Linked DNA regions of Homo sapiens: region 1 is linked to region 2. Evidence: chromatin loops called from intact Hi-C (ENCODE). Cell type or tissue: Calu3. All regions are shown on one strand. Each heading gives the region's core, and the rest is flanking DNA. Links, peaks and the distances in the headings are about the cores only. Region 1 has its middle 120 kb from the start of TMEM164. Region 2 has its middle 98 kb from the start of ACSL4.

Region 1 (11,468 bases), core at 1,867-9,866, 55 kb before region 2:
ATTTTCCATGATATGCTTATTTAACATGTGGTGGTATCCATCACATGAACTTACATGGATGATCAAATTATATAGAACTAAATACACATACACACATATGAGGATAAATATTAATAAAACCAGGGAAATCTGAATAATATAGGTGGATTGTATCAACATCACTATTCTTACTATGATATTACAGTTTTCCAAAATGTTACCATTGGGGAAAACTGGGCAAAATGTATGAGAGATCTTGCTCTTGTTTTTTTTAGCTGCATGTGAATCTGCAATTATCTCAATAAAAATGTCAATTAAAACAAATGGCCAGTGTTGCTGAGCTTAGTGGATGAGCAGGAGAGTGGTGAGCGACAGGTAGATGAGCTAAGCAGAAGACAGATTATCCACAGCCTAGTAACCCACGGAAAGACTTTGGATTTTATCCTAAACCCATTGGGAAGCCATTGGCGGGGAGTCACATGAATTTACATATATTTTAATAAATAATTCTGGTTGCTGTGTGGAGGGGCCAGAGTGGCAGCAGGGAGACCATTGTAGCAGGCCAATGTTTTTCCCTGTATTGCTACCATTGTAGCAAGAAATTTCTGCTAGCTTGGATCAGAAATGAGTGAAGATGGAGAGATGTGGATGGATTCAGGATATATTTTGGGGGTGGAGCTAACAGAAGTTCATAGCTGGATGGATGACTATGAAGTTCCCAGTCCGGGAATTTTCTGGAATGGGGCCACTTCTACACAAACACCCTGAGCTATTCTTATAGGACAAGTGAATTTTCAGAAATGGAATATACATTTGAGTACATGCCGACGGCCTGGCCTATCACATGGGATTGGTATCAGCCTTTCTGGTAGCTTTAGACATTAGAAATCTCAAGCTATGTGGAAATTTTTAAAATAGAATTACCAAAAAAAAAAATGGCTCCTCTTGGCAGACAGATTAGAAAAAAGAGGTCAACCTCCAGATGGATGCAGTCCTGTGCAGGGCACAAGGCTTGGTGAGAAGAGCATGAGCTTAATTTCATTCCCACATCCCTTTAGCCAGGCGCCATTGTGTGGAGCACAAAAAAAGCCCTGCAGCCCTGCTGCCCATACCTAGAAGCTTGAGTCCTGCCTGCTGTTATTGCTGCCTGTGGACACTAGGGGGCAGGGCAACTATGTAAATTAGGCCTTCCCTTGCGTTCTTGGGAGGGTCTGATGTGGTGGCCCACGGACGTGGGCTGGACTTCACCTTCAGGTAAAATCCGTTAGCTCCCAGAAGTTCCCAGGCTTAGCTGGTCTGGGAAATTAATTGCTCATTAATCTCTTTGAGACAGAAGAATTGGGCTGCCAACTCATTTGACTGGTAAAACTAACCCAGTTTCCTACAAGTTTGTTTATATCTTGCCAAGTGGAGCTATGGAATGTTTCTTAAAGCAGTTTAGAAATCTGAAAAAATCCAGTATAGTCCACATCACTCCAGTATAATTCCAACATATTCTGGCTTGCAAAAGGGATCCCACCGTATTGCCAGTCAGCCAGCTAGGGAAGAGTGTGATTTATGCAGTGTTTCCTTAGAACCCAATGTTTCCAGTTATAATTGTATCTGAGCAATCTGAGTCTAGTGGCCTCCCTTGTTAATCTCTTAGGTGGCAGCACCAATGGGGTTGAGAAGACAGGTCCGGATGATTGTGAGAATAGTTCCACAGCCTCCTTGCCTGTCACTGAGTGCACAGGGCACAGAGTACAAGCATTGCTTCCTAGTGGCTACTAGGTGGCCTCTAGCATCCCCAGCCTCGGGGACCATGTCAGCTCTGTCCAAGAGGATGGGCAGATTGTGTGAAGGTGTCAGGAGACTAGCAGAATGACATTTGGGAAAGATTTCTGAGTGCCAGATGGAAGGACATGGCTACAATAGGGCATGGCAGCAGAAGGAGACAGAGGGGAGCGTAGAGAGCCAGTGTGCTGTGTCAACCGGGGCTCAGAGAACCAAGGTGAATGGAATTAAGACAACTGAAGTGAAGCAGAAGGAGGCAAATCCAGAACAGAGGGACCCAATGCCCCCGTGGGGTTGTGTCATGTTGGTATTTCTCTGGAAAGACTGTGTCTAGTTAGTGCATGGGGCCAGGATGAGGAAAATAACAGTAAAGCATTCTGTACTTTTCTAGGCTGTCTCAGTCCTATGTAAAGGTGGTGGGGGATTTGCCCTGAAAGGTGTTCTGCAAGCCCCCCTCTCAGGATAACTATATTTGCGTGGTCAGCCTGGTACCCTGAATTATTATTGTTATTTTTAATTACAAACATGTGCTTTGAATCATTAACACAAGAGAGGTCTTGTGGAAGCCAAGACTGGCTGTGCAGCCGCGGATGAAGCCTGCTTTGCAGCAGAGGGCAGCATCCACTGGTTATAGTTCATTCCTGACCTGAACAAGCCTAGTGAAAACTTTAGGGAGATTGAACAGGGGAGGAGGATGTGGTCTGGAAAATGGGAAGGGGGTGGATTTCCTCATGTTTCATCTTCTCTTGCAATGTCATGGTGTATCTGGGGACTCGGTTGTTACTGAGCACTTCTCTCCATTGAGTACAGTAAAAAGTCATAGAGGAACCAAAGAAGCTGACAAGGACTTTGAGGGATTTTTGTTGTTGTTGTTTAATCCCCAAGGAACCTTGGATAAAAGAATGATTACTTTTGCAGGAAAAGTAGCTACTAGGATTGTTTGTGGTGTGGATTTCTTTTTTGTGACATGTAAAAACACTGGTTTTAATCTAGTTTTAACACCCTGAAAATGGTTTATCTCAATATGTGCTCATCTTCCTTCCCCTTTCCAAGGGGGCCCTCCTCAAGTTCCCCTATCAGTAGCTGTCTCACTTCCTCTTAAAAGTCCCCACCCAGTAGCTGCCACATTTCACTTTGGGAAGAGGAGTAACTAAGAATGGGTAAGCTGGCTCAGAGCTTCCTTGCCCTCCTTGTCAGGGGCTCAAATTGATCTGGATCCCCTCTCCCCAAGGTTATCCAGTAACATTACAGGGACCTGAGTGTCTGCAACTGAAGTGAACTCTTGGAGAAAGGCTTGTGTATGACTTGTACCCCTTTTGGCCCAAGAAAACTCAGACAAGTCTTAGCCACTTACTCATTGTAAGAAGCAGATACGGTGTTTGAACAGAGGTCTTTTGATTGCAAATTTAGCCCTCGCTTTATGACATTGGGAGGGTCTTCTGAATAATAGAAACTTGATTAATGCCCATTGAGAGGTCATGTATATGACACAGTGGTTAAAATCCCAGTGTCTGACAACTGATGTGTGTATGTGTGTGTGTGTGTGTGTGTGTGTGTGTGTGTGTGTGTTAAAGTATACATAACATAAAATGTACCATTCTAATCATTTCTGAGTATATAATTCAGTGGCATTAAGTCTATTCACAGTGCTGTACAATCACTACTATCTATTTCCAGAACATTGTCATCATCTCAAACAGAAACTCTGCACTGACAACTAGTTTTCAATTCAGGTTCTGCCACTTAGTAGCTGTGTAAACTTGTACAGAGTCCTTAATTTCTCAGGGCCTCAACTTCCTCATTTATAAGAAGAAGATAGTAATAGTACCTGCTTCATATGATTGATTGTGTGTATATAGTAATATTTATTCATATTAATGACTAATATCAATTGATTTGTTAATTGATGAATATTTATTCCGTATTTACTGAGTTTTTACTCTGTGTCAAGCACTATGCTTTAACTAGTGAGTGACAGGGTGAAGACTTAAACTCAGATTGGCTTGACCTTAGGGCTTGCATCTGTACTGCTTTTACTGTGAGGATTCAGTGAGATAAGGATGCTCAGTGCCTGCCACACAGCATTCCCTCAACCAATGCTAGCTAGTTATTTTAGTTATTTCTTTTTTTTAGAGATGCAGGTCTTCCCTCTGTTACCCAGGCTGACCTAGAACCCCTGGCCTCAAGTGATTCTCCCACCTCAGCCTCCCGAGCAACTGGGACTACAGGTGCAAGCCACTACTACACCCAGCTTAAATGCTATTTTATGGTTATCATTACTGCTGTCAAATTGAGTTTGAAACTCGTGCCTTAACTTCTCTGGTGACAGTAAGTTGCTCTCTCCTCCTGCACAGGGAATGTCACAAATAGCAATAAATTTTCCCTCCGTTTACGTAGGAAAAAGAGGTAGGCAGCCTCTCTGATGGATGTCTGACTAACCACATCTATTTGCCACCCAAGAACTGCCACCCTGGTCGGGTGTGGTGGCTCATGTTTGTAATCCCAGAACTTTGGGAAGCCAAGGCGGGCGGATCACTTGAGGTGAGGAGTTCGAGACCAGCCTGGTCAGTATGGTGAAACCCCATCTCTGCTAAAAATACAAAAAAATTAGCTGGGTGTGGTGGCGCATGCCTGTAGTCCCAGCTACCTGGGAGGCTGAGGAAGGAGAATGGTTTGAACCCGGGAGGTGAAGGTTGCAGTGAGCCGAGATCGTGCCACTGCACTCCAACCCGGGCAACAGAGCAAGACTCTGTCTCAAAAAAACAAACAAACAACAAAAAAAAAAGAAAAGAAAAGAAAAGAAAGAAAAGAAAAAAAAAAAAAAAAAGAAGAACTGACACCCTAGCTGCATGGCTGGAGGATATCCATCTCTTTCTCCATTTTTCGCCCCTTGTAGGCCAGGCGCCTGGCAGGGCAAGCAGTGACAAAGGCTATCTTCGAAGGGTGAAGAAGAATGAAGGAAAAATCCCTTTTAGCCCCTGATTTCCATAGCTACTCTCACCTCCCCTCCTCTACCCACTACCAAGACCCCTGCCTCCCCTGCAGGCAGTAGATAACAGTGTCAAGGGAGAGAAAAAGGGAGAGAATCCTATCCTTCTCAGCCAGTCATGCTACCCCTGAAGTTTTCCCACCTCACCCTCTTGTTCTTTCAGTGCCAGTCTCTTGCTTGGGCTGGCCACAAATGAGAGAGAAGAGAATAGAGAAGTGGGACAGAATGGGGAAAATTGGGGGACTCTGTTCCCTATCTCCTGCTCACTTCCCAGCCCTCACCAGGGCTTCTCTTCCAAATTCACAAACCTATTCTAGATCCCAGCATCCTTTCCCCAGCAACTCACAGTCTTCAATCCGCTGGACTATCCATCTTTACCCCCTCACCCAGAACCACCTGAATGAGGGGAGTCATTGTCCAGCTCCAAGCAGTTCCAACAAGTTGTCCCTATTCCTGCTGTCAAGGATAGCCTGGGACCTTCCGGTTAGTTACATATCTGGATTCTCCCCTCATACTCTGTCTCAATAGGAGGGATTATTTGCCATTTCTAGACCACAACCCATGTTTTCCTACTTCCATGCTTTTGCTTCCATAATTACTTCTCCTTGAAACAAACTACCCCCTTTACTGTCATTGTTCATCTCAACTTCAACTGCTTTCAAAAAGCTTTCCCCTGTTTCTCCTTCCCAGAAGGGATATCTTCCTCTTTTTGATCTTCATTGTTTCCCATATGTATCTCTCTGAATGTACCGCTCTTCCCTGCATATACTACAAGAGGCCACTTCAGATAGCTTCTTATAGTCTCTCATGCTAATGTTTTATTTCTCCTAACAAGATAAATAACTGTCTTAGAGGCAAAGACTCTTCTTGAATTACATTTTTACCCCTTGCAATACCTTGCACATAGGAAACACTTGGTGAATACTTAATCCAAATAGCATTTTCCCTAGAAACATGGGTAGGTTTTGATTACTTTATTGATTTGGGAGGTGACCCTGGGGGCTCAGCCACTGTGAGAAACAGTGATTCCATTTATGGGAAAATGCAGGTAAGCTTTAAACAGTGAATTTCAGCATGCACAGCCTGTTTATAAATTGGGGTTGGACTAGATTGACAGCAGCAAAAGAACGCAACTGGTCATCTGCAAGTTGAGCGTTCCACCAGCAGAGGGCAACATTGGTAGCATCCAAACCAAAACAACCTTGAGCCCATGTTCCCTTCCCCCCAATTTATTTTTCTTTTTTTTCCATCACTGGGAGGAGAAAGGGGATTGATTCTCTGGCAGACAATAGAACCCCCCATCAGTTTTGTGGAAATTTGGGGTTCGGCTAGGAGGTGGCTGAAGAAAAAAAGGGGGAAGTTTGCCCCAATATACATTAAATTCCCTCTCATTGGATCCAAGTCAATACAATTCTTTAAATTTTGATATGATAGCATACATTAAAATGACATAAAATGAAAAATGACATATTGTAACTTGTAGTGCTTATGTTTTTTAAATCACTTTGCCCAAAGATTCTTTTTGATTGGATTTTCATAGGCCTTTACAGGCGAAAGGGAATTTAAAGGAGTGGGTACTCTAACACTTGGGGCTGTTGGGATTCAGAAAACAATACCCCAAAATGAAGGCCTCAGCAGCATCCACAGGAGCAGAAGTTTTTCTCTGACCTTCTCCTGCCCTCCTGTCTCTCAGTCCCTTTCTCACCCAAGGCTAGCCAAGGAAACTAGAATCGCTCTTCCCCAAAACAGGTCATGGAAACCAGAACCCCTCTCCCCCAAAGCCAGACACAAAACGTAAAAATACTGCTCTAATTTTCCTTCCACTTTTCTGTGTCAAAACCAGCCATAAAGAAATGATGTGACCTACCTTGTTTGACTGTAGGTCATAAGACCTCCCATTCCAGAGAGGGTCCTGCCCCACACCCAGAAGGAAGGAATGCGTGCTCAGAGAGGCCTAAAAGAATCTAGAGAGGACTTGCTGGGTTTCCTCCACTCAAGTCTATTCATTAGATCATACTCTTTTTGTCCAACCACATTTCCACACGGCTGTCCATACTTTGTTGAACCTAAGCATAAAAATGGACAACTTCTGTATCCTTGAGTCTTCAGAATGAAGACTCCCATACATGTTAAATAAATTTGTATGCCTTTTCTCCTGCTCATTTGCCTCTTGTCAGTGATTTTTAGTGAAACTTCAGAGGGTGAATGGGAAGTTTTCCCTTGGCCCTACAGGGACCTTGTGGAGTTTTGTTTTGTTTTGTTTTTTTCCCTTTAAATATTTCAGGCATGGCTGGGTGCAGTGGCTAACACCTGTAATCCCACCACTTTGGGAGGCCAAAGGGGGCGGATCACCTGAGGTTAGAAAGATGAGACCAGCCTGGCCAACATAGTGAAACCCTGTCTCTACTAAAAACACAAAAATTAGCCAGGCGTGGTGGCACACACCTGTAGTCCCAGCTACTCAGGAGGCTGAGGCAGAAGAATTGCTTGAACCCGGGAAGTGGAGGTTGCAGCGAGCTGAGATGGAGCCACTGCACTACAACCTGGGCAACAGAGCAAGACTTCATCTCAAAGAAAAACAAAAAATAATAATAATAAAATAATAAAGGAATCAAATCAAAACTTCACAGATACAGCACTGATTACATGGGTACACCTTCAATTTATTATATATATATATATATATATATATATATATATATATTACATTTCAGTAACATTTACCAAAAGGTGACTGATACAAATGAGGTCTCCGTGTATTATCCTGCTCTCATCCTCCTACTATCTACAAAGACCCTGAATGTGAACATTGTCCTTCTTGTGCACATTTTTGTACTTTTACGTCATATAAGTGCATCCATAAACAATATGTAGTGTTCTTCTGCGTCTTTTTAAACTGCATGTAAATGGTGACCTGAGTATATTCCTCTTCACCTTGTTAGTTTTACTCCACACTGCTTTGTATATTATTATAGACACCAGGCATGCATTAGCAAATAAATGGTTGTAAGAAATGTATCTACGTTTATAAACATTTACACTGTGATTACTTTTCTTTTGCACTTTGAGCTATTCTACTTAAAACTTCCTTTTAAGAAGTGATTACATTTGGGAGAATTTCCAACTTGGGGAAAGCTCTAGAAAACGGTCTCTACTCCTCCTGCCAGGCCTCTACTCTCTATCCAAGACTATACCCAACACATGCTTGTTTAAAGCTTTAATATATTCAACCAGAAATTTCAAACAACGAACACTTCCTGAAAGGTATCCTTGACATGCAAAGTTATGAGGGAAGGTATTAGGATGCATACAAAAATGTTATACAGGCAACTCTGATTTCTCCTGAAATGTTAATGAGTTATCACACGATTCAATTCTGCATCTAGAATTTTTTTAAGCCTCCACTCTCAAACAGGGGCATATGAAGGCAAATTGAAGCAAACCAGTTAGGAAAACATTTTCCATACAAATTTTGATATCATTTCCTATTAAGAAGAGAAAAAGGGCCGGGCGCTGTGGCTCACGCCTATAATCCCAGCACTTTGGGAGGCTGAGGCAGGCGGATCATGAGGTCAGGAGATCGACACCATCCTGGCTAACACGGTGAAACCCCGTGTCTACTAAAAATACAAAAAAAAAAAAAATTAGCCGGGCATGGTGGCGGGCGCCTGTAGTCCCAGCTACTCGGGAAGCTGAGGCAGGAGAATGGTGTGAACCCGGAAGGCATAGGTTGCAATGAGAGGAGATCGCGCCACTGTATTCCAGCCTGGGTGACAGATCGAGACTCCGTCTCAAAAAAAGAAAAAAAAAAAGAAGAGAAAAAGGCTGGGCGCTGTGTCTCACTCCTCTAATCCCAACACTTTGGGAGGCTGAGGTGGGCAGATCGGTTGATCTTATGAGTTCAAGACCAGCCTGGCCAATGTGGCAAAACCCCATCTCTACTAAAAAATAAAAAATAAAAATAGCCAGACGTGGTGGCACATGCCTGTAGTCCCAGCTACTTGGGAGGCTGAGTTGGGAGGATCACTGAGTCTGAGGAGGTTGAAGCAGCAGTGAACCGTGATAACAATACTCCAGCCTGGGTGACTGAGTGAGACTGTGTGTGACCCTGTCTCAAAAAAAAAAAAGAAGAAGAAGAAGAGAAAAAAATCCTCAGATAACCCTCCTCCCATTACCCTCAACACTTGCACCATTTGTTTTACGCAAATGACTGTTTTTCAGGGTCAAAACCAAGTTATCACACAACTTTTCTGTCATTACCTGATAAAGCTATAACAAACTAGTACTGTTCTTCTTAGAAATATTTCCAGGTTAGATATATGAGTATTGCCAGGGAAAAATGCGTTTAAATTTATATCTAAAGATCGGGACCGGGCTTGGTGGCTCATGCCTGTAATCCCAGCACTTTGGGAGGCCGAGGCGGGTGGATCACGAGGTCAAGAGTTTGAGACCTGCCTGACCAACATGGTGAAACCCTGTCTCTACTGAAAATACAAAAATTAGGTGGGCGTGGTGGCGCGTGCCTGTAATCCCAGCTACTCAAGAGGCTGAGGCAGGAGAATCGCTTGAACCCGGGAGGCGGAGGTTGCAGTGAGCCGAGATCCTGCTACTGCACTCTAGCTTGGGCGACAGAGTGAGGCTCTGTCTCAAAAAAAAAAAAAAAAAAAAAAAAGGAATTCTAGGCATTTTGAAGAGTGCCTCATTTTTCAAAGGAGAAACCCTCAATTTACAACTCTGCAACATGGGGCATCTCACAACTCATTTTACTCACTGGAGTTTTCTTTCCTTTAATACCCTCATCTAATTTTTTTTTTTTTTTTTTGAGACAGGGTCTTGCTCTGTCACCCAGGCTGAAATGCAGTGTCATGATCATAGCTCACTGTAACCTCTGCTTCCTGGGTTCAAGTGGTCCTCCCACCTCAGCCTCCCAGGTAGCTGGGACCAGAGTTGCATGCCACCACACCCAGCTAATTTTTGTATTTTTTGTAAAGACGGGGTTTCACCCTGTTCCCCAGGCTGATCTCAAACTCCTGGACTCAAGCAATCTGCCCACCTTGGTCTCCCCGATCCCTCTCAATCTTAGGGATCAGCCGCTAAAGGAATACTGTTTTGGTTGAATTTTGCAATCCCTGGGGTGGAGATGAAAGGGTTGGATGGGAAGGGCAAATCTAAGTCAAATAATCGACACAGTCTTTGCTATAGCTATTTCTTCCTATAATTGAAATGAGTGAGTTTTTACTTTTCCCAAAGAACAATTAAAGGAATAGAAAAGCACTAAAATAGTCATTAGTAGATTTGTAAATACTCCCTGTGGTAGGAAAAAAGAACATTTCTGCCATAGATTAATTCCTGTAGTCAGCAAATAGTTATTGAATATTCTCTGTGTGCTGCTCATTGTCCGTAGGTACTGAGGGCACAGCAGTGAGCAAGATTGACAACATTCTGTCCTTGTAGAGTTGATGTTCTAGTAGGGAGAGACTGAAACAATAAACAAGATTATTTTAGATAGTGGAAAGTGCTACGTAGAAAACAAAATAGGGTAATGTGATGGTGGGGATGGGTAATTAGTTTAGATGGAGTGGTCAGGGAAGGCCTCTCAGAGGAGGTACCCTTTGAGCAGAGTCCTGAATAAAAGTGTGTCAGTCAACAAATATTAGTATAGTTATTATATGACTCAGTCATGTAACTCTTACATATATACCCAAGAGAAATGAAAACCTATGCTCATACAAAAACTTGTACACAAATGTTCATAGCAATATTATTCATAATTGTCAAAAAGTGGAAACAACCTAAATGTTCATCAACCAATTAGTGGATAAACAAAATGTGGTATAACCGTACAATGGAATATTATTCCACTACAAAATGGAATGAAGTTGTGCTATAACATGACCTTTGAAACCATTATGCCAGTTGAAATAAACCAGTCACAAAAGGCCATGTATTGTATGATTCCATTTATATGAAATTTCCGGAATAGACAAATTTATGGAGACAGGTAACACATTCATGGTTGGTGAGGAGAAGAGGAATAAGGGGTAATAGCTAAAAGATCTGGGGGTTCTTTTTGGGGTGAAGAAAAGTGTGAAATTAGATAGTGATGATGATTTCACAACTTTGAATATATTAGAAACCATGGGTTTATATACTTTCAAATTGGTGAATTTTATTGTATGTGAATTATATTTCAATAAAGAAATATAAAAATTGGATCATGGGCTGGGCACGGTGGCTCACGCCTGTAATCCCAGCACTTTGTGAGGCCGAGATGGGTGGATCACCTGAGGTCAGGAGTTCAAGACCAGCCTGGCCAACATGGTGAAACCCTGTCTCTACTAAAAATACAAAAATTAGCTGGGCTTGGTGGCTGGCACCTGTAATCCCAGCAACTCAGGAGGCTGAGGCAAGAGAATTGCTTGAACCCAGGAGGCAGAGGTTGCAGTGAGCCAAGATCATGTCACTGCACTCCAACCTGAGCAACACAGCAAGACTCCGTCAAAAAAAAAAAAAAGGATCAGATCATGAATGCCTGAGAAACAGTACTTTGCTACTCATTTCACAGTGACAGAAAAAACATTAAAAAAAAAAAGAGTGAGTCAGTCATATGGTGATGTGAGGGAAAGGGGTTTTAGGCAGAGAGAACAACAAGTGCAAAGGCCCTGACGGTGGGGAGAGCTTGGTTTATTTGAGGAACAGAAAGCAGCTGGGTATGGCTGCTGTTGAG
Region 2 (11,468 bases), core at 1,936-9,935:
TGGTGGAGCCTATATTCAACTGACTAGTAAAGCCAAATAAACAGGCAAATATAGTCAATCTCATTAAGTACTATGACATAGGAAGATACATTAGTCAAGGTAGTTCATTCTGACTTCTGTAACAAACAACCCTCACATCTCACTAGTTCAACACAATAGAAGTTTATCATTCATGTCACATGCCAATGCAGGTCAAGCAGCTCTCCTGGGATGCTCTCTTCCAAGCAGTGACTCAGGAACAAGGCCATTTTTGTCTCATGGCTCCACCATCATAGACCTCCTCAGAGTCCTCAAATGGAGCCTCTGTATTCTGTAGGTCAACAAGGAAAGATAGCTCACAGAGTATCATGCAGCATGATTTATGGCCAGACTTGAAATTGAAAGTGACCAGAAGCCAATCTAATGGCAAGGGATGCTGGGAAATATAATCTTCCTCTTTGTCCAGGAAAGAAATGGGATCGGTGAGAAACTAGTCTCCACAAGTGAAGTGTAGGTCAGAAGAAGAGCTTTTTTCTTTTCTTTCTTTCCTTCTTTCCATCTTTCTTTTTCTTTTTCTTTTTCTTTTCCTTTTTTTTTTTTTAACGGAATCTTGCTCTGTCACCAGGCTGGAGTGCAGTGGTGTGATCTTGGCTCACTGCAACCTCCTACTCCCGGGTTCAAGCGATTCTCCTTCCTCAGCCTCCCAAGTAGCTGGGACTACAGGGGTGCGCCACCACACCCAGCTAATTTTTGTATTTTTAGTAGAGACGGGGTTTCACTATGTTGGTCAGGATGGTCTTGATCTCTTGACTTCGTGATCCGCCCATCTCAGCCTCCCAAAGTGCTGAGATTAGAGGGGTGAGCCACTGCACCCGGCCAGTAGAGCTTTTAATATTTATTTAAAGTATCAGGAAAAGGTTCCTAGATGAAGTGACATCTAAGTCACCTGAAAGATGATGAAGAATTAGCCTAGTGAAGTGAGGTTAAGAATATTTCAACCCGAGGGAACAGCAGGTGCTAATGACAGAAGGTAAGAGAGAACATGGTTTATTTGAAGGACTGAATGAAGTCTGGCAAGGCCAAAGCATACAGCATGAGCTCAGAAATGGCAAGAGATGAGAATGAAAAGGAAGGGTCAATGCAAAGGTGAGTGCAGGCCTTTGGAGTGATGATTTCAAATAGAAGAGTCAAGCGATCCTACAGGGTAGCTGGTCCCTGATGAAGGCTCTGGGTAGAGGTACTAGGGCAGAGGTCTCAAACATAAAGGCCTTCAGGGGCTAAGCGGAAAAGCTGAGCACTGAAAACAGAAGAGAGCAATGGTGCCTACAGTAGGTGGAGTGTGTATTCCATGCCTAAATATATTAAATTCAAAAACAAAAACCAACCAAAAATCCACTGCACAGAACAAACTGCATCTGCTATGGATACCGTTCCTGGTCTTAAGTTTGTGGGGCCTGGTAGAAGGTTTCAAGAGAGTCTTTATAGTCACCAAGGAGTTCAGGTCAAAAATAGGAGATGGGGATACACCAGACATGTCAGGAACAAGTCTATAGTTGTCAATGTGCTGATTTGCAAAAGCTTTCATATTTCTTCCTGCTATTTTCAGTTAACTGGCTGGTAAGATTGCACATTTTTGGACAGTAATGGGATTGTATTATTTCATTCCAATAATAATAACAACAACTAAAAGGCCAGGCACTTCTTTAAGGGCTTTATTAACCCACTAAGTCCTCAAAACAACCCATGTGGTAGTTAACAATGATTATATCCATTTTTAGATGAGAAAGTTGAAAGAGTAACCTCACAGCAACTTGCCTAAGCTCACACAGTTAGAAAGTGACAAAGTAGAGATTTGAACCAAAAGCAAACTGCTTCTAGAGTCCATGCTCTTGCTAAAGTCTGGCTCTTTACAAACATTATTCTACACTGTCTTTCAGGAAATATTTACTGGATGCCAACTATGGGCACTGGGGCTAAATCCTGAAGAAAGTGACGAATAAGACAAACCTCTACCTTCAAGGAATTATCAGTCGATAGCAGGGGCCCACTGACCATGCTGCTTGTTTCTCTATGGCCCGTGAGTTAAAAATGGTTATTACATTTTTAAATGGTTGAAAAGATAATTAAAATAACAATATATATGTATATGCAGAGACATATGAAATATATATGTATATAACATGACACATGAAAATTATATGAAATTCAAATTCACTATCCCTAAATAAAGGTTTATTGGAACACTGCCACATTCATTTATGGATTGTCTATGGCTGTTTTCATGTTACCACCAGCAGAGTGGAATAGTTGGAGCACAGATCCTACCGTCCACAAAGAATCAAATATTTACATCTGGCCCTTTACCAAAAATATATGCTGACTTCTGATCTATTGAGTCAGATGAATTTTGTCAAAGGCCTTTTCTGCATCTATTGAGATAATCATGTGGTTTTTGTCTTTGGTTCTGTTTATATGCTGGATTACATTTATTGATTTGCGTATGTTGAACCAGCCTTGCATCCCAGGGATGAAGCCCACTTGATCATGGTGGATAAGCTTTTTGATGTGCTGCTGGATTCGGTTTGCCAGTATTTTATTGAGGATTTTTGCATCAATGTTCATCAAGGATATTGGTCTAAAATTCTCTTTTTTGGTTGTGTCTCTGCCAGGCTTTGGTATCAGGATGATGCTGGCCTCATAAAATGAGTTAGGGAGGATTCCCTCTTTTTCTATTGATTGGAATAGTCTCAGAAGGAATGGTACCAGCTCCTCTTTGTACCTCTGGTAGAATTCGGCTGTGAATCCATCTGGTCCTGGACTTTTTTTGGTTGGTAAGCTATTGATTATTGCCTCAATTTCAGAGCCTGTTATTGGTCTGTTCAGAGATTCAACTTCTTCCTGGTTTAGTCTTGGGAGGATGTATGTGTCAAGGAATTTCTCCATTTCTTCTAGATTTTCTAGTTTATTTGCATACAGGTGTTTATAGTATTCTCTGATGGTAGTTTGTATTTCTGTAGGATCAGTGGTGATATCCCCTTTATCATTTTTTATTGCATCTATTTGATTCTTCTCTCTTTTCTTCTTTATTAGTCTTGCTAGAGGTCTATCAATTTTGTTGATCTTTTCAAAAAACCAGCTCCTGGATTCATTAATTTTTTGAAGGGTTTTTTGTGTCTCTATTTCCTTCAGTTCTGCTCTGATCTTAGTTATTTCTTGCCTTCTGCTAGCTTTTGAATGTGTTTGCTCTTGCTTTTCTAGTTCTTTTAATTGTGATGTTAGGGTGTCAACTTTAGATCTTTCCTGCTTTCTCTTGTGGGCATTTAGTGCTGTAAATTTCCCTCTACACACTGCTTTGAATGTGTCCCAGAGATTCTGGTATGTTGTGTCTTTGTTCTCGTTGATTTGAAAGAACATCTTTATTTCTGCCTTCATTTTGTTATGTACCCAGTAGTCATTCAGGAGCAGGTTGTTCAGTTTCCATGTAGTTGAGCGGTTTTGAGTGAGTTTCTTAATCCTGAGTTCGAGTTTGATTGCACTGTGGTCTGAGAGACAGTTTGTTATAATTTCTGTTCTTTTACATTTGCTGAGGAGTGCTTTACTTCCAACTATGTGGTCAGTTTTGGAGTAGGTGTGGTGTGGTGCTGAAAAGAATGTGTATTCTGTTGATTTGGGGTGGAGAGTTCTGTAGATGCCTATTAGGTCCGCTTGGATACATAAACATAATTTCAATACAAAATGAAGGAAGACAGTGTTTGGTGTGAAACGTATGAGCTTTGATTCGATGGAGACTGACAGACTCATATTTGAATCCCAGCACAATCTCTACTAGCGGTGTCATTTTGGGTAAGTTATTTAACTTCTCTGAACCTGTTTCCCAGATAACAAGGCTAATAATGTGTTTTTGCATACTTTTGTGAGGACTAGAGCTAATATATATATAGTGTTTGCACGAACACTCAAATAATGACAATACTAGTAGCAATAATACAAGGGGACTTCAAAAATTTCATGGAAAATGTGTATTATGAAAAAACCACACATGGATTTCATTTGTTTTGCATCAAAATAAATTTGTGCTAACTTGTTATAATGTGTCTGAATGGGATCTAGTGTGAGGCACTAAGAAGAATAAGACATCGGTTTGAAAAGAGCCCCTATCAGAGCAACGGGATGGGTATTCTGCTAAAAGTGAAGCAAGAACAAACATGAAATTTATGGTGAAGTTTGGGTGGACGAATGGTGAAATCATTGATGTTTCATGAAAAGTTTATGGGGACAATGTTCCAAAGAAATCAATAGTTTCCAAATGGACAACTCATTTTAAGAAGGGATAAGAAGATGTTGAAGATGAAGTCCACAGTGGCAAACCATCCACATCAACTTGAAAAGGAAAAATTCAGCTTGTTCATGTCCTAATTGAAGAGAACTGACAATTAACAGCAGAAACAATCCCCACACCATAGACATCTCAGTTGGTTCAGCTAACACAATTCTGACTGTAAAATTAAAGTTGAGCAAACTTTCCACTCCATAGGTCCCAAAACCATTGCATGCAAATCAGCTGCAGACATGAGTAGAACTTTCAACAGAAATTTTAAACGAGTGGGATCAAGATCCTGATGCATGTCTTCAAAGAATTGTAACCAGAAATGGAACATGCATGATCCTGAAGACAAAGCACAATCAAAGCAATAGTTACCAAGAAGTGGTCAAGTCAAGAGCAAAGGTTATGGCAACAGGTTTTGGAGGATGCTCAAGGCATTTGCTTGTTGACTTTCTGGAGGGCCAAAGGATGATAACATCTTCATATTATGAAAGTGTTTTGAGAAAGTTAGCCAAAGCTTTAGCAGAAAAATACCAGGGAAAGCTTCACCAAAGTCCTTCTCTATCACAACAATGCTCCTCCCCATTCCTCTTATAAAACAAGGGCAATTTTGTGAGAGTTTTGATGAGAAATCATTAGGCATCCTTCTTAAAGTCCTTATTTGGCTCCTTCTGACTTTTCTTTGGGTCCTAATATTAAAAAATCTTTAGAGGGCACCAATTTTCTTCAGTTAATAATGTGAAAAATATTGCATAACATAGTTAAATTCCCAGGACCGTCAATTATTTAGGGATGGATGAAGTGACTGGTATTATAGCTTACAAAAATGTCTTCACCTTGATGGAACTCATGTTGAGAAATAAAGTTTATATTTTTTTTACTTTTATCTTTAATTCCATTTTTCACGTTTTGAAATCCCCTTGTAATGTTAATAACATGTTTGATAGAGGAGGCAAGGTGCAATGTGAACCTTGTGCATGGACACCTAAAACAGTTTAGAGGGTTTACAGAAAGCTTCCTGGAGTAGGTAACCCTTTGAGTTGGCCTCTGGTGTCAGATGGAGCTATTTTGAATTGCAGTTCTTTCATTTACCACCTGTGTGTCCCTGGGCAGATTACTTTACCTTTTGGAGTCTCATTTTCCTCATATGCAAAATAGGGCTAATAATACTAATAGTGATGAACTCATAGAGTCATTATAAGGATGAAATGAGACGATGCATACACAACACTATGCGTTTGTTTGGCACACATTGAGCATCTAATAAAAGTCAGTTGTCATTGTCGTGGTTGTTGTTATTATAGTTTAGGACACAGGTTTTGAAAGCAGAGAGACCTGGCTTGAACTCTGACCCCGAGCAAGTTACTTAATGTCTCCAACTCCCGTTTCCTTATCTGTAAAATGAAGGTAGTAATTCTATCCAAGTATGAAGGTTATCAGGATTAAATGATATAATTTACTTAACCCAGTGTCTGGCAGATGATAAGTTCTCCATAAATAGTCGCTGTTGTTATTAGGCACAGTGAGGGCAACAGTGAGTGCCCAGTAAATGTTGTTGAATGACCAACTAACTAGTGGGTACCAAGTATTCATATTCAGTAGTTGAGAGAGGAAACTCCATCAACTTCAGCTTTACTATTACAAATTGGACATGAAGCCATCTCTACCTGAAAAGCCTTGATACCTTACAGTTACTAAAACATTTTCGGAATTTCCTGTTATTTAGTAACTGCTAGTCCTCAGCTGATATGTAAATAAGACTTCCGAGTATGTGTAAAGTTACTAAACAGTATGGGGAAACGGTCCTCCTGGTTAGTTTTTTCCATCAATAAATAACCCATCATTTGATGAAGCAACAAGCTCATTTCCCTAAAAAAAAAAAAATAGCAGAAACAACATGACTCAGAGCTTTAAAAAGCCCTGTTTGGTTTTTGTTAAATATATATTTAGATAATGATAAACCAAGACCTTAGGCCAGATTCACAATCTCCTCCTCTGCTTCTGTGGCTATGGTTATGCAAGGAAATGGAAAAAAATGTTCAAAGAGACCAGGGGCCCTAGTCCAACATTTGGACTGATTGAATTTCCTAACCCCACTTCCTTCTGTGGTTCTTTCCCAGCCAGGCTAATAACCTCTATACAAGATTGACCCTCAGAAAAGTTATATGCAGGCCAACTTTGTCTTTGCTTCCTCCTTGTCTACCTTTCCACTCCTCTATGCTCTGTGTCTCCAGTATCTTCATGCTCTTCTCCAGCCCCCCAAATCCCTTTCTGATATGTCTTTTATGAAGTAGCTTTCCAGGGCATAGATAGCCCTTGCCCTCCCTCCCATCGAATTGACCTGTCCTGTAGGTCACTCACCCAGGGTTCTGGCTATTGGTTCCTAAGGTGACAGGTGATCGAATTGTAATAGTATAGCTGCTTCCACTGCCCCAACTCTGGCATATTAACATGCTCAGTTCCTTGCTCCAAAGAAGAGGTTCAGGAGCTCCTCTATGAAACACTGCCAGGAGTCCCAGGTTTCCTAGTGTCAGGGTGGGGTTGCTGCATGAAATTCATGTTAGCCACCAACTGTGCATTCTGCCCACAGTGGTGAGTTGGCTTGTGGCATGCTTTGTCAGAGCTCCTGCTTGGTAAAGTCAACTGGGGTAAGCATAGGGTGCCAGTGAGATGAAGTTACATGGAGATAAGGGTAATATCAACCCCTGCCCCCCCACCCCCGCCCAGGGATATTGTGATGATTAAATTAAGTAATATATGTAAAACTTTCAGAAGAATACCTGGCACTATGTAAGTGTCCAATAAATGTTAGTTGTTGTTGTTACTCTCACCCACTGAAGACTGGGTGGCTAGCCAGCAAGGATTCTGATCCAACACGGCTCATGACTACAAATGCTGCTTCTCTCAGCGTGCCTCTTTTGGAGCCCACTCCCACTCACCAAGCCCCTCCTGAGCAGGGATGACTCCCACTCAAGGACCACATTTGGGGCTCTGGCTCCCAGCTTTTCCCCACCTCCTAGTCTGTCCTGCCTGTCTGCCTGCTGCTAACCTCATTTACCATCGGCACTAAAAGCCCTAGTGTCTTCTTTTCCCTCATAACAATCCAGAAATCATACACCAGCAGCAAATAGGTGCTGAGGAAATTTTGTTTGACTGACATGGTTTTTTTTAAAATTTCAGTTGGTTGACAACATTTAAAGATCAGGAGGTTTCCTATTAAAAAAAAAGCTGGGATTTTGACTTCTTTCTTTTTCCTTTTTTTTTTTTTTTTTTTTTTTTTGAGACAGTCGGCTGGAGTGTGCTGGCGAAATCTTGGCTCACTGCAACCTCCGTCTCCTGGCTTCAAGCGATTCTCCTGCCTCAGCCTCCTGAGTGGCTGGGACTACAGGCACGTGCCACTTTCATGCGCGTCGGTGTGAAGAGACCACCAAACAGGCTTTGTGTGAGCAACATGGCTGTTTATTTCACCTGGGTGCAGGCGGGCTGAGTCCGAAAAGAGAGTCAGCAAAGGGTGGTGGATTATCATTAGTTCTTATAGGTTTTGGGATAGGCGGTGAAGGTAAGAGCAATGTTTTGCGGGCAGGGGTGGATCTCACAAAGTACATTCTCAAGGGTGGGGAGAATTACAAAGAACCTTCTTAAGGGTGGGGGAGATTACAAAGTACCTTCTTAAGGGTGGGGGAGATTACAAAGTACATTGATCAGTTAGGGTGGGGAAGAAACAAATCACAATGGTGGAATGTCATCAGTTAAGGCTCTTTTTACTTCTTTTGTGGATCTTCAGTTACTTCAGGCCATCTGGATGTATACATGCAAGTCACAGGGGATGCGATGGCTTGGCTTGGGCTCAGAGGCCTGACAGCCACCACACCTGGCTAATTTTTTGTATTTTTAGTAGAGACGGGGTTTCACCGTGTTAGCCAGGATGGTCCTGATCTCCTGATCTCGTGATACACCCACTTTGGCCTCCCAAAGTGCTGGGATTACAGGCGTGAGCCACCATGCCTGGCCTCTTTTCTTTTCTTTTTTAGATTTTAAGGTCTAACAACAGGGGCTCAAATCTCAGTTGGCAAATATCCATTGCCTCTGAGTGGTGCTTGCCCCCTTTAAACCAGCCTTGTACTCTCTGGTTTGCCACTGTCCCCATTGGCCCACTTCTCTCTTTCACTAGTACTAGCAATAGCCCTTAGGGCTCACCAGGAAGAGCCTTAATGGCTTATTAAAGCTGGAGCCCTTTGTCTCTCCCCTTCCCTTTCCTGCTCCTTCCCCTCTCCTCAAAAAACAAAACAAAACAAAACAAAAAACAAAAAAAACAAAAAACAAAAAAACTGGAGCCTAAATCAGTAGGAACAGAAAACAAGTTTCTCTTACCTGGAGGTCAGGGAAGCTGCCTGGCATTGGCAAAACTCAATTGCCTATCTCTGCTTCCTGGAGGGAAGAAGAGATATTCCTTTTATCCGCAGAAGGTTGCCCTTTACTGGAGATGAGCCAAATGACCTTCCTAAATGCAGAAAAGAAAAAATACAAAACAAGCTGAAGCTCACGCCTGTAATCCTAGCACTTTGGGAGGCCAAGGTGGGTGGATCATGAGGTCAGGAGATACAGACCATCCTGGCCAACATGGTGAAAACCCGTCTCTAGTAAAAATACAAAAATTAGCTGGGCGTGGTGGCGCATGCCTGTAATCCCAGCTACTTGGGACACTGAGGCAGGAGAATTGCTTGAACCAGGGAGTTGGAGTTTGCAGTGAGCTGAGATAGTGCCACTACACTCCAGCCAGGTGACGGAGCGAGACTTTATCAAAAGAAACAAACAAACAACAACAACAACAACAACAACAACAACAAGCTGAAGATGAGCATGGTGGCACGTGCCTGTAGTCTCAGTTACTCAGAAGGCTGAGGCAGGAGGATTACTTGAGACCAGGAGTTCAAGGCTGTAGTGCTCCATGATCGTGCCTGGGAATAGCCACTAAACTCTGGCCTGGGCAACATAGCAAGACCCTGTCTCTAAAAAAAGTAGTAATTATAATAAAACAAGCTGAATGTGTGAGTGTATAATACTGTATGTTTGCATCCTGCTACAAACTCATCTCTCCTCAGACATGTGTCTATTTCAACTAAAAAGTCCACATGTGTCTATTTCAACTAAGCTCTTTCTTCTCCAACAACTAAGCTTTATCTATGGTGTTTAGAGGGCCATGTGTTATTCAAATACTTTGGGCTGCTTTGTGTATACACTGATGTGCATTCTCCTGGAAAACCTTCTGGAAGCTCTCTAAGAGCCTGCAGGGTAGGATAGAGAGGATACTGAATGTTGACTCATCCAAACTTCTCCAGAGGGCAAGTCAGCCTCTAGGGGAATGCAGGGCAGCTGCAACCTCTGCCCAGTAGTCAGGCATTACAGGAATGCTTGTAGGAGTGCATCTGCCCTGAATGTTTACAGCTTGCTCTAAGTCTAAAGAAGGAAAATAGCAGATCAAGTCTCCTGAGCATGAGGGTAATAATAATAAACATGCAGCTTACTATGGTCTAGGCACGGTTTCATTGCCTCACAACAATCTTAGGAGAGAGGTTCCATTACTACCTCCACTTTTATCAATGGGGAAACTGAAGCCCAAGAGGGCAAGTAACTAGCTTAAGACTGTGAAGCTGATTAGTACCAGAGAAAGGATTCTAACCCAGGCAGAGTGACTACAGAGTTTGTGTTCCTAACCTCTACACAATGGGTCACACTATGGTCACAGGACCAGCAGCAGCAGCAGCACCACCTGTGAATCATTAGAAATGCACATTCCTGGGCCCCACCACATACCACATGAATGAAAGCTCTGGGGGTGGAGTGAAGCAACCTGTGTTTTTAGCCACCCCTCCAAGTGAAGCTGATGTTAGCTTAAGTTTGAGAACTGATGTCCTAGGGGATAAGGACCCCCAATAACTGTAATAGAGCACTGCAGATTGTCTGCTAGAAAGAATTGGGATGGCAGAACATACATTCAATTCGATGAGAAGTGAGAGGGGTATGGCAGTGGGGAGAAAGGTGGGATTGACCCATTAATCCAGAAATAGCTTTCCTGCCAACTTGTCCCAGTGTCTGGGAATCCCACAATTAGGCATTCATTCCTTTAAACTGTGAAGACTTCATGATTTTTTTTTTTTAACAGAGTCTCACTCTGTCACCAGGCTGGAGTGCAGTGGCACGATCTTGGCTCACTGCAACCTCCGTCTCCCAGATTCAAGCAATTCTCCTGCCTCAGGCTCCGAGTAGCTGGGATTACAGGCATGCACCACCACGCCCAACGAATTTTTTTTTGTGTTTTTAGTAGAGACGGGTTTTCACCATGTTGGCCAGGATGGTCTTGATCTCCTGACCTCGCGATCCACCCGCCTCGGTCTCCCAAAGTGCTGGGATTACAGGCATGAGCCACCGCACCTGGCTGACTTCATGATTCAGAAAGCATCTTTATTAATAAGTAAATGCCTCTGGCAGAAGGAATGCCATAAGTCACTTATCAGCCATGGAATCTTATGGAGAGTGACCAACCATTTCTGTCTGTTGGGGCTGAAAGATTTCTGGGGATGCAAGAATTTCTGCAATTAAAGCAGGACAGTCCCGTCATCATTCAAATCTACCCAGGATTAAGGTGGTTCCTTGGAGACAGGACTTTTGGTGTTAAAACCAGGGAAGTCCTACACAAACTGGGATGAGCTGGTCATCTTATACCATGGAGGACAGAGCTGCATGTTAGAAGCATGGAATGGACTACAGTAGGCATTGTCGTGTAGGTGGCTTTAGAAGCCATGCAGCTAAAGGTGCCCCAACTTTAAACCTGAGGTTGAGAGGCCAGGTGCGGTGGCTCATGCCTGTAATCCCAGCACTTTGGGAGGCTGAGGTGGGCAGATCACTTGAGGTCCGGAGTTTGACACCAGCCTGGCCAACATGGTGAAACCCCGTCTCTACTAAAAATACAAACATTAGCCAGGCGTGGTGGCATGCGCCTGTAATCCCAGCTACTTGGGAGGCTGAGGCAAGAGGATCACTTGAACCCAGGAGGCAGAGGTTACAGTGAGCTGAGATCGTGCCACTGCGCTCCAGCCTGGGCGACAGACTGAGAGACCATCTCAATTAAAATAAATAAATAAATAAACATGGGGTTGACAGGAAA

The links. Hi-C counts contacts between places; a loop is a spot of excess contacts. Peaks named below come from ENCODE experiments on the same cell type or tissue, not always from the same donor. Only the 100,000 strongest peaks of a DNase experiment are listed, where the experiment ranks them.
Region 1: a loop joins it to region 2, with 6 times the contacts of the local background. A loop is called at or near these places in 2 of 110 quality-filtered maps.

What each region holds. Positions count from the first base shown.
Region 1 is chrX:109,880,762-109,892,229 of GRCh38, reverse strand. No RefSeq gene overlaps it. Among named protein-coding and RNA genes, the nearest start is that of TMEM164, 120 kb to the left of the region's middle. RefSeq lists a silencer at 1,143-1,212 and enhancers at 996-1,290, 11,254-11,333. In Calu3, for the core only: a CTCF peak has its summit at 5,894 (motif pointing right); a DNase peak (open chromatin) is centred at 5,919.
Region 2 is chrX:109,825,739-109,837,206 of GRCh38, reverse strand. No RefSeq gene overlaps it. Among named protein-coding and RNA genes, the nearest start is that of ACSL4, 98 kb to the right of the region's middle. In Calu3, for the core only: no CTCF peak of the experiment used is centred there; a DNase peak (open chromatin) is centred at 6,356.